Regions from separate parts of the Homo sapiens genome. Here region 1 is linked to region 2. A link is a contact called in ENCODE Hi-C or POLR2A ChIA-PET data. All regions are on one chromosome and are shown on one strand. The core of a region is the stretch at or near the end of the contact, and the rest is flanking DNA. Distances in the headings are between cores, read along the strand shown.

The links. A loop is a pair of places that touch in the nucleus more often than their neighbours do. ChIA-PET counts read pairs that join two places held with the same protein, here RNA polymerase II (POLR2A). Pooled maps may share reads with other maps.
Region 1: a map of Calu3 shows a loop between it and region 2 (13-fold over the local background). The contact joins the promoter of LINC00703 here to the enhancer-like site in region 2. A Hi-C loop is called at or near these places in 3 of 168 maps with a recorded cell type or tissue (Calu3, HepG2 and breast epithelium) and 1 of 50 pooled maps. POLR2A ChIA-PET finds 5 or more read pairs at or near these places in 2 of 52 experiments (PC-9 and activated T-cell).

The regions. Positions count from the first base shown.
Region 1 is chr10:4,380,225-4,387,431 of GRCh38, forward strand. LINC00703 (long intergenic non-protein coding RNA 703) reads left to right here and starts at 4,022. Exons shown (of 2, transcript NR_108055.1): 1 at 4,022-4,253. LOC105376372 (a long non-coding RNA gene) reads right to left here. Exons shown (of 6, transcript XR_001747337.1): 4 at 5,359-5,622; 5 at 5,152-5,286; 6 at 3,990-4,219. RefSeq lists a silencer at 4,093-4,387.
Region 2 is chr10:4,342,925-4,350,279 of GRCh38, forward strand. No RefSeq gene overlaps it. Among named protein-coding and RNA genes, the nearest start is that of LINC00703, 38 kb to the right of the region's middle. RefSeq lists an enhancer at 1,155-2,354. Within about 2 kb of position 1,712, at least 20 of the 41 ENCODE cell types and tissues checked have a DNase peak (open chromatin) inside an H3K27ac peak, as active enhancers do; they include PC-9, where a contact is called at or near this core.

The DNA.
Region 1 (7,207 bases), core at 2,772-5,271, 40 kb after region 2:
GGCTAATCAAATGATTGAATTAATAAGAGGACACCAAAGCATTAAAATAAATGGGAAGGAATAGATCCAGGATTGTAACAATGCCTGAATACCAATAACACTATTCTTTCTTAGCCATTTATTTTTTTTAGCCATTTATTTTCTATATATGTATATGTATTATATTATATATATATTCTATATATATACACACACACGCACATACATGCATGCATAATATATAAGTGGAGCTCAACACTCTGTGTCTGAAAAATATTTGAAATACTTTTCAAACACTCTGGATTAGACAAAGAAAATAAGTTCCATCAAATATATTTTCCTTGAATTTTGCACCCCTTGTATTTAGAGGAAAACTTAGTCCATGTGTTTCTGATTATTTAACATTTAACCCATCAAAACATTTGTTTTGAAAATAATACTTATGTCCAAAACTTTCTGAGTCTTTATAATGAGTTCTCCTTTCAAGAATTTGGCATAAATTGAGGAGATTTTAAAAAAGTGGTTTAAGGTATAGTAGTTCTTTCAAACCAATAACTTTTAATAATGAACTATTCTGGATAAATATTTCTCCAATATATATTTGTAATTCTAAATTATAATCTATGTTAAGATAAAATATATATGTATTTTTGTTACCTGAAGATAATCTTTCTATTTATTGTATCTAAGAATATACTTTTAAAAATACTTACAGAACTTAATATCAGATAGAACTATAAGCAAAATTATACTTTAAAGGAAGAAAGAAATGCAGAAGAAAATAGTGGAAGTCATATGTAAAAATATATACAAGATTTTTAGTGCAGAGATATATTATTAATAAATCCAAGATAGTTCTTAACAGAAGTGGTGTTTCTTAATACTTCTTATAATCAGATTGGTTTAACCTTTATTTATAACTAAAATTATAAGATAAAAAATTGATTTTTAAGTGTTTTTAACGTAAAATAACCATACATTAATATTTTATATGCTAGAAGATATAGTTGCTTAATATTATCTAAGCAATGTTGCAGGCAAATGAATTGTACTGGACTTAGGAAATTTAGAGATGTTAATATGAGTGCAAAACCATTTATTACTAGGCACTAATTAATTCAAAGAAAATTAGGATTTGTTAAAATAGAGATCATTAATAGTCTGATATAATATATATTATGTGTTTAATATATAATTAATTATATCTTTAGATGTACTTCTATGTATTTTTAAATTGACCTTTTTCTTTTACCTCATCATTTATCTATGTTTTATGGGAATTATCTCGATCTATGTTGATGTCTATATCCACATCTATCAATCATTTATCAACATTCATATAATCTAGATATATGATCACTTTAAATGGTTTCATAATATTCTATAATGTATGGGTATATCAAAATTGTTTCACTATTTCTTCCTTTAAAAAATATATCATGCTTTAATCCACTACCCTATAAAGAATGTTTAGAACTTTTGCGATGTACAATATGAAAGTTTTTGCAAATTCCATCTCTTTACACTTACAATGGTTCTAGGTGGGAAGACTGCACAAGACTCGCAGGCGATCTTAAATACGTTGTTCTGTATTTTTTTAAAATTGTTGTTGTTGTTGTTGTTCGTTTGTTTTTGAGATGAAGTCTTTCACTCTGTCTCCCAGGCTGGAGTGCAATGGCAAGATCTCAGCTCACTGCAACCTCTACCTTCTGGTTCAAGCTGTTCTCATGTCTCAGCCTCCCGAGTAGCTGAGATTACAGGTGCCACCATGCCCAGCTTTTGTGTGTGTGTGTGTGTGTGTGTGTGTGTGTATTTTTAGTAGAGATGGGGTTTCACCATGTTGGTCAGGCTGGTCTCGAGCTCCTGACCTCGGGCGATCCACCCACTTCAGCCTCTCAAAGGGCTGGGATTACAGGTGTGAGCCACCACGCCCGGCCTATTGATGTCTATTCTAAGTTCAATGGGACACCAATGGAGTCTTTGAAGCAAGCATTCAACATCAGATTTGTGTTGAGAAAAGACTACGATGATTGCAGAGTAGAGAATGGGTTGGAAAACGGTGCTGCTTGCAGAGAGACTCTGGAGAGACTGCTTAGAAAGATTTTTTTTTTAAAGATTTTAGCAAGAAATGTTTGTAGGCTGAATGATAATTTATTGATAGAGAGCAAGAGAAATAAATGCATTGGAGAAAAATTATACAATGAAATCATTGGGACTTGGTTTAGCAGAAGGTAAGTTTGACAAAAGAATGAGATTGAAATACAAGGCTGCAACTAATTATGAAGAAACCTATTACTCTAAGTACTTAAAAGGAGAATTTGAACAGAAATTTCTTTATTAAATCATTATTTTTCTTATTATGAGACTGATGATTAATGAAAATATTTGGTGCTTAAGACAGAGGCACTGGGTTAAGGATGTCTTAGTTTGAGTCGTAGATTCTCCATTTACACACCTTGTGACAAGTGATGTAACCTCTCTAAAAACTTCCAGAATTTTTATTTGTTTTGTTTTTGTTTGTAAAATGGGGCTACCAACCCCATGTGATTGCTGAGAATTAAATAATGAAAAATAGTGCTTAATATGACATGTGACACAAGTCAAAGAACTAAATAAATATTCATTATTACTGATAGGATTTTATCATTATCATTATTAATTGGGGACAATATTCTGACAAGAGTTCATTTTAAAACTACAAATAGAGGCAAGAATCACAGTTTCTATTGATTCAACTGCTATTACTGGGGTGGGGAATTCCCTCTCTTTAAACATGAACTTTCAATGTAAAAGGAGATCAGTGCTAATGTTTGGGAAGATCTGTTTATTTTTGACATTCCCTAGGGAGCTTTAGGAACTCTGGGCATCTCAGCCATGTATTTGTTTACCTTTGGTTTACCCAGGGAACAAAAAATCATGAAGAAATGCTGGACCAATTGTCATGGATTAATCGTTCATTAGTTACATAATTATTAGAGAAATAATCATAACACAGTAGATTTATTTCTAGAATAAATAAAAGAACATGCATTTTATATTAATTGATAGACAATATCATAGATAACACACATTAATATTCACTTCAGGTTTTATCCTGTTATTTCATTAATCTAGAAAACAAACTTTTTTTTGCTGGCTTAAAGTATCAGCTCAGTTTTTCTACTAATTTAAAATTGTACAATATCAGTACACGTATTATAATTGGTTGCCACAGGGTACAGATCACTATTTGTATGTGCAAAGTGGAAACTATAGCAAATACTAAATGCTAATATATGTGCTAAGTCTTAATTCATCATTTTATTTTGGAACAAAGGGAATCAAGGGAAATGTATTTGCCAATAAACTTTAATATATGTCTCCCTGGAGCAATGATTATAAGATTAAATTGCAGAGAAATACAATAGTATGTACACTAAGCGATTCAAAATATGTCATTCCCTACTAATTTGGTCAAAGCCAGGAATTTAGAAAAAGGAAAGATTAGTTTCTGTTGAATTTCATTTTATGCCTTATGTTAGAAATTTGTAAAACTGTCTCTTGCTGGCTCTCAGATTGTGAAATAACAATGAATGCAGCTCCAGGCAAGCTGCCTTTCAGGCAGACCTGTCAGGAGAGAGACAGACAGTTCAGGGTAATTCATTCTTGCCACCGAGTCTCAAGTGACTTGTGAAGGAATCTGGCATTTCTAAAATATAAATAGCATTAACTCACAGCAAGAAAGAGAAAGTGTTCTTCATGCTTACTGAGAGGCAAAAGATCAGCAGTGAGCAACGGAAAGCCATCATGGGGTTTAATGACAGGATTTTTAGAAAAGGGGAATTTCATAGTAACTAACTGTAAAGGACACACCTCACCAAGTCGACGGATTTCCTGAGGGTAATTGATTCCCAGTGTTTTACAAGTCCATGTTCTTCAGGATGATCTTAGTGTGCACAAAAATCATATGCAAATGAATTTTGGATCAAGATACAAAAATAAAATAAACCAGTGAAAATAAAATGAAGGGAACTAGGAAAGCGCAAAACAGACTCAAAGCCTTAATGTTTTTGCTCATTAATTCAGCATGTAACTCACATTCCAATGGAAGCAGAAGAGGTTGAGCCCACAATCAAACTGTCACTGAATTCTAAACCAAAACTGAAGTATGGACTTCTTCTCATTAGGGTCACGTTGCCAGGACTATACAATGAAATGCCTGGCCGTGAGAGTCCAGCAATTTTCTTTGCTCTCAGAGTTCCTGTTTGGAAAAGAAATCTGAGAACTTCATGGTGGTAAGTGTTATTACTTCAAGAATTCACCCCGTGGAATTCATAAATCATTGTATTTCTACTGCTGCTCTATTGAAGGACTAAGGGAAAATATGAGGAAACGTGAGTGAAAGGAGGTGTTAAGGAGGGTTTCCTTCTTTTCTTCTTTCCCTCTTTTTTGCTGCTGTTAATTTACATAGGATCATATGCTAGAACTGTTTCCCATTTGGGTTTTATTTCGCAGAGCCTACTGAGGAAAACATTAAAACATGCTTTAAACAGGTATTTGTCAACAGGAAAGACCAACAAGATAGGAAACGAATGATGTCCACTTAGCACCTATTTGTCACTGTGTCAGGGTAGGAATTGTCTTGGTCTTGTCCCTGGACATCTGTGGGTTGGTCGTTTTATTCAAATCTTTTTCCTACTGATTTCACACTGTTTTTTGGGTGTCATCACATTTTTAATATCAACAGGGTCCATGGCTTGGGATGCTTGACCACCATCAAAAGATCAATATATATGCATGAAGCCAGTCTTGTTAGACTATAGCCTGCCAGGCTATGAGACTCATGATTTCCCATCTCCCAGAGGTTAGAAGCTTTGGTGATCTTAGCATGGGCATAAACCCAGCCACTTACAATCTGTCCCCTGTTCATTTTTTAGGACTTTTATTTATTCTATGATAATATGTTCTGTTAGGCCAATATGCTTTATTATATCTCTTTGATGTCAACACAGCCTATAATCATATAGAGGCAAGGAAACGCCGCTAGATGATGTTCTATTCAGATGTAATGTGGATCAGATGGTGACATTTTATTCTTACTGCATTTGCTACCAACATGACACATGGTAGAAGTACATCCCCCATCTTCCTTGGATCTTATCGCAGGCCTTCCTACCTGACTGTGACTCTCACCTTCCTCACCTGCCTTCCTCTAGAGATGAGTGAGATGGCCAAATGGCCAGCAGCCCTGTTCCCATGGCAACACCTTTCCCAGTGCAAAAGAAGTTTGTGATTTGTGGTTCTCCCTGCTGTTGATGAGGCCTGAAACTGAATGAGATTTCATTTCTTAGACTTGAATAAATTGTATTTGAGGCGTCTTTTCTATCACAGTCAATCTACCTGTTATATTGGTCTCAGTGTCCTCGACTCTGTAAATACCCAGGGTATAGCCCTGGCAGGCGTGATGTGGAAACTCTTGACTGATATTCTTCATTCTTGCTGAAACATGCAAAGGCATGAGCTACAGGCTCAGACGGGAGGTTTACTGCCATGTCCTTTTACAAAGCTCCTTTTCCTCCTCTGTATAAGGGGAGTTGATGTGTGTGTCCTCTCATTTAAGCAGCCGTGCACTGAGCACATGCATCACGCTGCACACTGCTCCAGCTTACAGAGGAAAAAAAGAGAACAAAGCTGCTGTTTATGAAACATACATTCTGGTTGGGGAAGCAATAAACACACAGACAACTATTTGGGGGGATAACAGGAAACACGATCAAGTAAAGTAAAGTGTTAGAGCATGGGGGGTGCACAGCTTTCAACAGAGAAGGTGAAGACAAGAACACCTGCCGCCCACACTGTCAACTAACATGAGAAGTCCCTGCAGAGGTGAAGGGCTGGGAAAAAGGTAACTATTATCATGCTGTTGTGCCCGTTAATGTGGATTTGTGCTCAAAGTAAAAGCAAGCATCACCATCAGATATAGTAACAGAAGTGGTATGAAAACTAAATGATCACATCATGAGTAAAACCCATTCATTCTAATCACTTCTTTAATTTATTGGGCAGCTACCATGTACACCACACTGTAATAGATCATTCATATATAGTATTTTATTTTATGGTATCTACAGTCCTCTTTTACATATTCCCTCCACTTTATGGTTGAGTGGGCTAAGGTAAGAGAAATTAAATGACTTCCCTGGTGGACCGTGGTGTGTGCACTCTGAGATTGGGAATCCACCCAGGCCTCCAATCTCCTAGCTCTGTGCTCCTCCCTTCACATCTTATGACCTCCCTGGAGCTAGTTTCTCCAACTCTAAGAATTCTGCATCAGTGAGTAGGTTATGGATTGGCCATTTCACTTGGTGTTTGGAGAAAACCCTGCCTTGTTACTTATAATGCCCTCTCATATGGTGATGGGTTTGTGAGGTTATGTTGAGAGCTAGGTGTCCCATTGGGTGGGATGGAGTGGGCATCAGGATGAGTCTCTCCGGAGGGGATGGGAATCTCAAATGCCAGCCGCTGAATGATGAGTGGGTGCTCAAACCGGAATCTGGATTTGTGAAGGTGGATCGTAGGCTGGGAAAAAAGGTCATATTTTCTCACTCCAACTCTGATAAGCTGATAGGTTTAGCACAGGGTATGTTTTAACCCTATATTTGAGGTTACATATTTTTCCCCATATTAAGGCTGTGGTATATTTTATATTGTGTATTAGTCCATTTTCACACTGCTATAAAGAACTGCCCAAGACTGGGAAATTTATAAAGAAAAGTAGTTTAATGGACTCATAATTCCACATGGTTGGGGAGGCCTCGGGAAACTTACAATCATGGCAGAGGGTGAAGGAGATGCCAGTACCTTCCTTCACAAGGCCGCAGAAAAAGAGAGCAAACGGGAGATGCCAGACACTTATCAAACAACCAGATCTTGTGAGAGTGCCCTCACTATCATGAGAACAGCATGGGGGAAACCACCCCCACGATCCAATCACCTCTCACCAAGTTCCTCTGTCCACACATGCGGATTACAATTTGAGATGACATTTGGGTGGGGACACAGCCAAACCATATCATATTGAAAAACAAATTATCCAAATTCATAATAATGTATGTCTTCTTTCCATTAGTCTTTAGGAAAATCGTTCTTGACTTAGTTTACTTCTCTATGCTGCCGACAAGATTGATGTTGATGATAATGGTTAGTAAGAGATTATAGACAGCCCAAATTACATGGAAAATCTAATCCA
Region 2 (7,355 bases), core at 462-2,961:
CACCCCAAGGTATATACCCCCCAAAACTGAAAACAGGTGTTCAAACAAAAGCTTGTGTATGAATAATCATAGCGACATTATTCATAATAGCCAAAAGGTAGAAATAAACCAAATACCCATCCACGATTGAATGGATAAACCCAACATGGTCCACCCATACAATGGAATATGATTTAGGCATAAAAAGGAGAAAAACACTAACATGCGCTCCCACATGGATGAACTTGGAAAACGTCATGCTAAGTAAACAAAGCCACACACCATCTGACTCCATTTAGATAAAATCGCGGGAATAGGCAAATCCACACAGACAGAAAGCAAATTGAGAGTTGCTAGAGTCTGCAGAGAGGAGAGAATGGGGAGTGACAGCTTAATGTGTGTGGGGTTTCCTTCCGGAGGGATGAAAACATTCAGGAACCAGAGAGTGATGACATTGGTGCGGCACTGTGCTTGTACTACATGGCTCTGAGTTGTTCAAATTAAATGGTTAAGATGGTAAATTTTTGTATGAATTTTAATAAAGTATTAGTTGGTTGCTTTTTAAAATTGCTTGACCATTTATGTCTTTATAAAGTAAGGAATATGTTTCTTTTAATAGGGCTCAAAAACTAAAGATTCTGAAACAGTCTCTAGATAACCTTGTAACTGCTGCTTAGACTACGAGGTAGTAATCTGACAAATTTCTAAATTACATATGACTTTTAAATTGTTTTTAAAAAATTATTGTATAGTTGGTAAGCTCCTATTTGGAAACAAGGGAATAATGAATTCTTAAAAGAGCAAGATTCTAGAGATTTTCTGTGAGAATCAGAGGATAAAACACTTTTATTAGAGTCAATGAAGCCATGTGCCCCTAAATATTTTATTTTCAAATTTAAAGTGTATGATTGATTGTCCAAGCTGATAATCAGCACCAACCCTCTCTTGTTTTCCTCGTGTATAATTTATATCCTATTATTTTGAAGAAAGACCCAAGGCAACTGTGCTATCCACATGTGTACATTGAGCCGCAGTCTTCCAGCTGTGCAGTTTCCGGAGCATTAAAAGAGTTATTCTCTCTTAAAACACAGGCTCACATGCCTGAAGTCCCACTCTTAGAAAATGATTTGATTTCTCCTTTCATCCAGGATCCTCTGATAAAGTGCCACTAATGACTCCTGGAGACAGCAGAGCAATGGGGCCCAGGCCAACTGCGTCTTCAGAGTCTGCACTTGTGACAGAAGGGGGCATCTATGTGGAAACCTCAGCATCTTCTCAGTGCATCTATTCCACAGCTGATCTGGGCCAGCTTGAGATTCCCTCTCTCACAGCACCCTCCACCCACCTCACGGAGGAGGCAAAACTATCTCTCAACTTTCAGTGTGAGAGTCTGAAAATGGGGAAGCTTTAAGAAAGACAGGTTTTTTTTTTGTCTGTTTGTTTGTCTGTTTTGTTTTTTCCTTAAAGCCCAAGGCTACCATGTTTATTTCTGGCTTTGGGTTTCTTTCTTGAAAAAAACCCTTTGATAGAAAGCACACCTTGAGTGACCTGCGCACCTCTCCTTTGACACAGATCCATTTTGTTTGGGGAAGTTGCATGGGAGGCAGAGTTGAAGCTGCTGCAGAGGTTTGTATTTCAACAGATCATTCCAGCTATCCACGCTCAGCGCCAGGGAATATGGAGACTATAACATAGTATGTGGCTGACGCAAGTTGCCTACATAACTCAGACGAGAGCTCCACACCCTGGGGCTGTGCCTCGCCACTTCTGTGGAAAACATTCTTCAGAGCTCTTTGGAACAGGATGACTCACATCAGGGGGTATTTTTAGGAATCTGTGAACTTGCATTTAGCTTAGAGATGCAAGATCCATCCAGAGGAGCTCTGAGCCATTACACACGGGCTGTTTTGAATGTTGTAATTCAACCACGGTTTCTTGGTCTACGATTGAATCATCCTCCAGTTAAGCATCAGAAGAAAACAGAAAAAGACTGTTGCTACAGCAGGGCATTTGATAACATGCTAAGGAAATCAGTGCCGGCAGCGGCCCCATGTATATTTTTACAGAAGAGCACCTGCTTGTTCCCAGCTCATCTTGCAATACTTGCTTAAATTTTGCAAATTCACTCCTAGAAATTTGTTGGATTGCATTAAAATATCAACACTGAAATTAGAGGCAGGTGTAGTCAAATGCATTAAAATGCCACTCTAAGCAAGGTCAGCTATACATAGTGCTCATTTATTTGCAGCTTACCTTTCAAACCACTGGAGAGAGGGGCAAATTGGAACAGCAGGTGCGGCCTGTGGAAGCTTTAAGCAGCATGAGACAGTTTCCCCCTGGAAGGTTGGGACCTCCCAGATACGTGTGTGTATATTTGTGTGTGTTATGTATGCATGTGTGTTGTATGTGTTTAAGTGTGTGTGGTTTTTTAATTTTTGTTTGTATGTATGTGCATTTGTTGTGTGTGTGTGTTTGTATGTGTGTAGTTTAGTTACTAAATAATCAGTTCCAGGTAAGAACAAATCAGTCCATCCATCAACCAATGAACAGATGAGTTGTAGGCAGACCTTTCAATGCTGAGAAATAGAATCTTTGTTTCAGTGTCAGGATAAGGAAATTCTGCTGTCAAATGTCCAGAGAATAAGGGTTAGCATTATTTGGGCTTGGAGGCAAGAATTTCTCATCTTCCAGTAATGATCAAAACCTGAACAAATCTAATAATATGTAAATGTCCAAAAAAAGAAAGAAAGGAAGAAGGAAGGGAGGAAGGAAGAAAGAAAGGAAGGAAGGAAGGAAGGCAGTGAGGGAGGGAGGGGCAAAAATGGTGAAGTTTATGAATTAAAGGAAAAAGGAAAGATTTTAGTCAACTTAAATATCGTATTTCTTTCACAGCTGAAGTTTTCTTCGTACATGTTTACGTTTTTTTTTTTCTTCCCTGCCTGATATTTTGATTATTTTTGCTGCTGGTTTGCCAGTATGTAAAATTTTCTCACTGACTGTCCCTTGCCAGAACATGGAAGTCTGTGTTGATTGTTACACTACCTGGGTTGACCAGGGTTTAACGTAAATTCATGAACTTAACAGTGGATTCTTCTCCAAGTGGAGCTGTGATGACTAAGAGCACTCCCAGTTGACTTCCATTTCACAAACTTTCCCCCTTTCACTTCAGTATTATTAAAACAGATGGTGCCTTTCCAGTCCAGCAGGGAACTACAAAAACCAATTTTAGAGAGTAAATTGGAAAGTTGATGTTTCCTTTTAAACAAACAAAGGAGAGCTGAACTACCTCAGCCAAGAAAGAAAACCAGATCTCAAATGTTAACCTAAATTCAAACTACTATAAAGCAGTCTTTTGCTGAAAAACAAAGCACAGAACATTACATGGGACCCTTCAGTGAAAACTTTGATCATAGTTTTCATGTTTCTGTCAGGGTGAAAAGAAGAAATAGCAGTCTCTTTTGACAGTATTTTTGGTCTGGCCAAAAATAAGGACGTATCAGATAATCCATGCAAAATGTTGTTTTGATGTAATTTCCAGTCATCTTTCCAGACTCAAAAATATTTGGCTAAGAAGCAGCTGGAGGCTAGAGCCAGAGTTGAGTCTCACATGGTCATTTGTTAAGAACTGTTCATTAGTAAAGTGAATTCTCCAAACATAATTTTGATGTTCAAGTTACAGTCAGATGCTCACATGTAAATGCAAACAGTATAAGAATAAAATAAACTTTAAGAATATTTACTCTTAATTTTCATAGGTGTTATTATTATTATTTTTTGAGATGGAGTTTTGCTCTTGTCACCCAGGCTGGAGTGCAGTGGCCAGATATCGGCTCACTGTAACCTCCACCTCCTGGGTTCAAGCGATTCTCCTGCTTCAACCTCCCAAGTAGCTGGGATTACAGGCGCCTGCCACTATGGCTAGTTGGTTTTTGTATTTTTAATAGAGATGGGGTTTCACCATGTTGGCCAGGCTGGTCTTGAACTCCTGACCTCAGGTGATCCACCCGCCTTGGCCTCCCAAAGTGCTGGGATTACAGGCATGAGTCAACGCACCCAGCCATAGGTGTTATTTTCAAACTGCCAATATGCTTAATTTAGTCACTATCTCTTTGACTCAAAATTCCCATTAAATATATATTTCTGCAGACTGTGTGTGTGTGTGTGTGTAAATATATATATACACCCTTCTGTGTGTGTGTCTGTGTGTGTATATATATGTGTGTATTATACATATGTATATATAATACACACATATATGTATATACACACACATATATATGTATATATGTATATATACACACATATATGTATATACACACACACATACAAAAGGTATTTTGCCGTACTCTCAGAATGGTCAGTGTGTGATATTTACATTTTTCTCCCAGTTACTGCTCTTCAGCTCATGATTACAGAAAACATATATATTTACATATGTGAGTAAATGTATATATGTAATACATATACTTTATGTATACATATTACATATATAATATGTATATTTATCTTATACATAAAATATAGCATTCAATGTGATAATTTGGTTTTGTATATAAATGAAAGCATGCGAAGGAAAATCTTTCAATACACTTGTGTAAGTCGATGATACCTTAAGTCAAGAATAACATGAAACTTACTGTTTCAAGTGTTTTTGAACTCAATGACTCTCAACCCCTGGACAGCTCTGCCTTCCCCGCCCCACACACACCTATCACAGAGCAATCAAGGACAAGAACACACTTGTGTGGCTGGAACTTTGTATAAAGTAAAAATGGTGAAGTCTATGTATTAAAGAAACTCCAAATTAAGTGACAGGAAGACTGACGTCCAGTGTGCCCCCCGGGGCCTGTCTGGGGCCTGTCATTGTGCGTGGTGCAGAACCTGCTCAAAAAGCACCAGTGTATAAATGAATGAATGAGAAACTCTTGAGCTTTGAAAATGTCTTCCCTCCTCTTCCCCAGGTATTGTTCTAGAGAAGGGAGGATGTGAAAAGTAACTGAAATCTGCTGTACGAGTTTTAAAATCACCTGTAATTCTGCTACTCCTATATCACAACTTTTAATATTGTGGAAGATATTCTTCTTGTCAAATTTACTTTTCATTTACCAAAGTGGGAATATATTATACAGTTTCATAAAGTCACATTTTATCTTTCATAATGAGATCAAGCTACATTTCACAAAAAGGAAGAGAGTCTTGGTAGTATTTGCATTTTGTTGTAAACATAGACACCTCCTGGTCCATATATTTGCCTCCAGGGACAGTCACCTTTACTTTTTATCAAGTAGACTACAGGTCCTCCAGCAGCCAGACAAACGTTCTATGTTTCCAAGAAAGTGGCTTGTCTTCAGTTAAATGTCCCAACGTAATTCCATGAAAGCAACAATGCTTTATTGGCTCTGAGTTCATTAGATGGGAAGAATTATCAATCTTCCTCCTCTAACATGTAACAAGGAAGCAAATAAATAGGAAAATACATTTCCAGAAGAGCACGAGTCTTTTGAACCTAAACTTTGTGTTTAGTAGTTTCTTTGACACATTATTGGGTCTCAGGGTGATGGGTGCAACAAAATCTCAGAAATCACCACCGAAGAACTTATCCGTGTACCCAGAAACCACCTGTTTCCTAAAAACTGTTGAAATAAAATAAAATATTAAAAATAAATATTTTTGAATCAATAAATAGTACCAAATTCCAGTGAATCTAATAGGATGTTAGCTATAAAGTTTAACTAAGCTAACTGAATGATTCAATCTGGTAAATAGAGGTTCATATTCTTTGTTGCCATACTAAAACTGTCTGCCAAAAAAAGACATTGTTATTTTAACATAATCAGTATTGAACACTTCCTGCAGACAATAAGTGGTCATTAACTTCATTTACTTCTTGTAGGCATGCTTTATACAGAATCAAAAGGCCATATTAACTGCATAAAAAAGTCCTTATCTTCTCATTTCTTATGTTTATAAATGGCATTGCTATGAGTTTTGCAAAGTGTTGAAAATGTGAGGAAGCTGAGATTACGATTGTCTGTACTCCACAGTAATCTCCTTCCAAAGAATCAAAGGTGTTTAAATAACAATTATTCACCAGCTCACTTATTTTCTGCAATACATTCTTTTTGGTAACAGCTTTATTGAGATATAATTAAAATGTCAAATTCACCCTTTTAAAAAATATACAATTCAGTGGTTTTATTATATTCACAAGGTTGTGCAATCATCACCACAATCAATTTAATAATATTATTATCACTTAAAAAAAAACCCAGTACCTTTTAGCAGTTACGCTCCCATTTTTCTCTAATCCCAGCAGCCCTAGGCAACCGCTAATCTACTTGCTGACTCCAATAGTTTTGCCTGCTCTGGACATTTCATATAAATGGAATCATATAACGTGGTCTTTTGTGTTTGACTTCCTTTACTTAGTATAATATTTTAGAGAGTCGTCCATGTTGTAGCATGTATTCGTTTTTTGTTCCTTTATATGGTTGAATAATATTTCATTATATCAACGTATCACATTTTATGTATCCATTCATTAGTGGATACACATTTGGCTTGTTCATATCTTTTGGCTATTATTAACAATGCTGCTAAGAACATTTTTGCATGAGTTTTTGTGTAGACAAGTGTTTTCATTTATCTTGGCTACATACCTGGGAGTGAAATTGCTGGGTCATATGGTACCGCTTTATTTAATTTTTTGAGAAACTGCTGGACTGTTTTCCGAAGTTACTGCACCATTTCACATTCCCAACAGCAGTATATGAGGATACCAATTGCTCCACATCTTCACCAACACTTGTTATTATCTAATTACTTCTGTTTTCTTGCACAAGAATGTGAATGTACTTAACACTGTGCACTTAAAAATGTTCGAATTTATGTTATGTATATGGAATTTTCTTGTTTTTTAATTTTTTTAAATTTCAATAGGTTTTTAGGGAGCAGGGGGTGTTTGGTTACATGAATACGTTCTTTAGTGGTGATTTCTGAGATTTTAGCACTCCCGTCACCTGAGCAGTGTACTGTGTACCCAATGTGTAGTCTTTTATTCCTCACCCCCCTCCCACCCTTTCCCGTCAGTCCCCAAAGTCCAATATATCATTCTTATGCCTTTGTTTCCTCATAGCTTAATGCCCACTTAAGAGTGAGAATATACGATGTTTGGTTTCCTATTCCTGAGTTACTTCACTTAGAATAATGGTCTCCAATCCTACCCAGGTTGCTGTGAATGCTATTACTTTGTTTCTTTTTACGGCTGAGTAGTATTCCATGGTATAAATATATACCACCTTTTCTTTTTTCCCTTGTTGATTGATGGGCATTATCCTGTAATATATTTTAACAGACATAATCCCTAAGTTTTTATC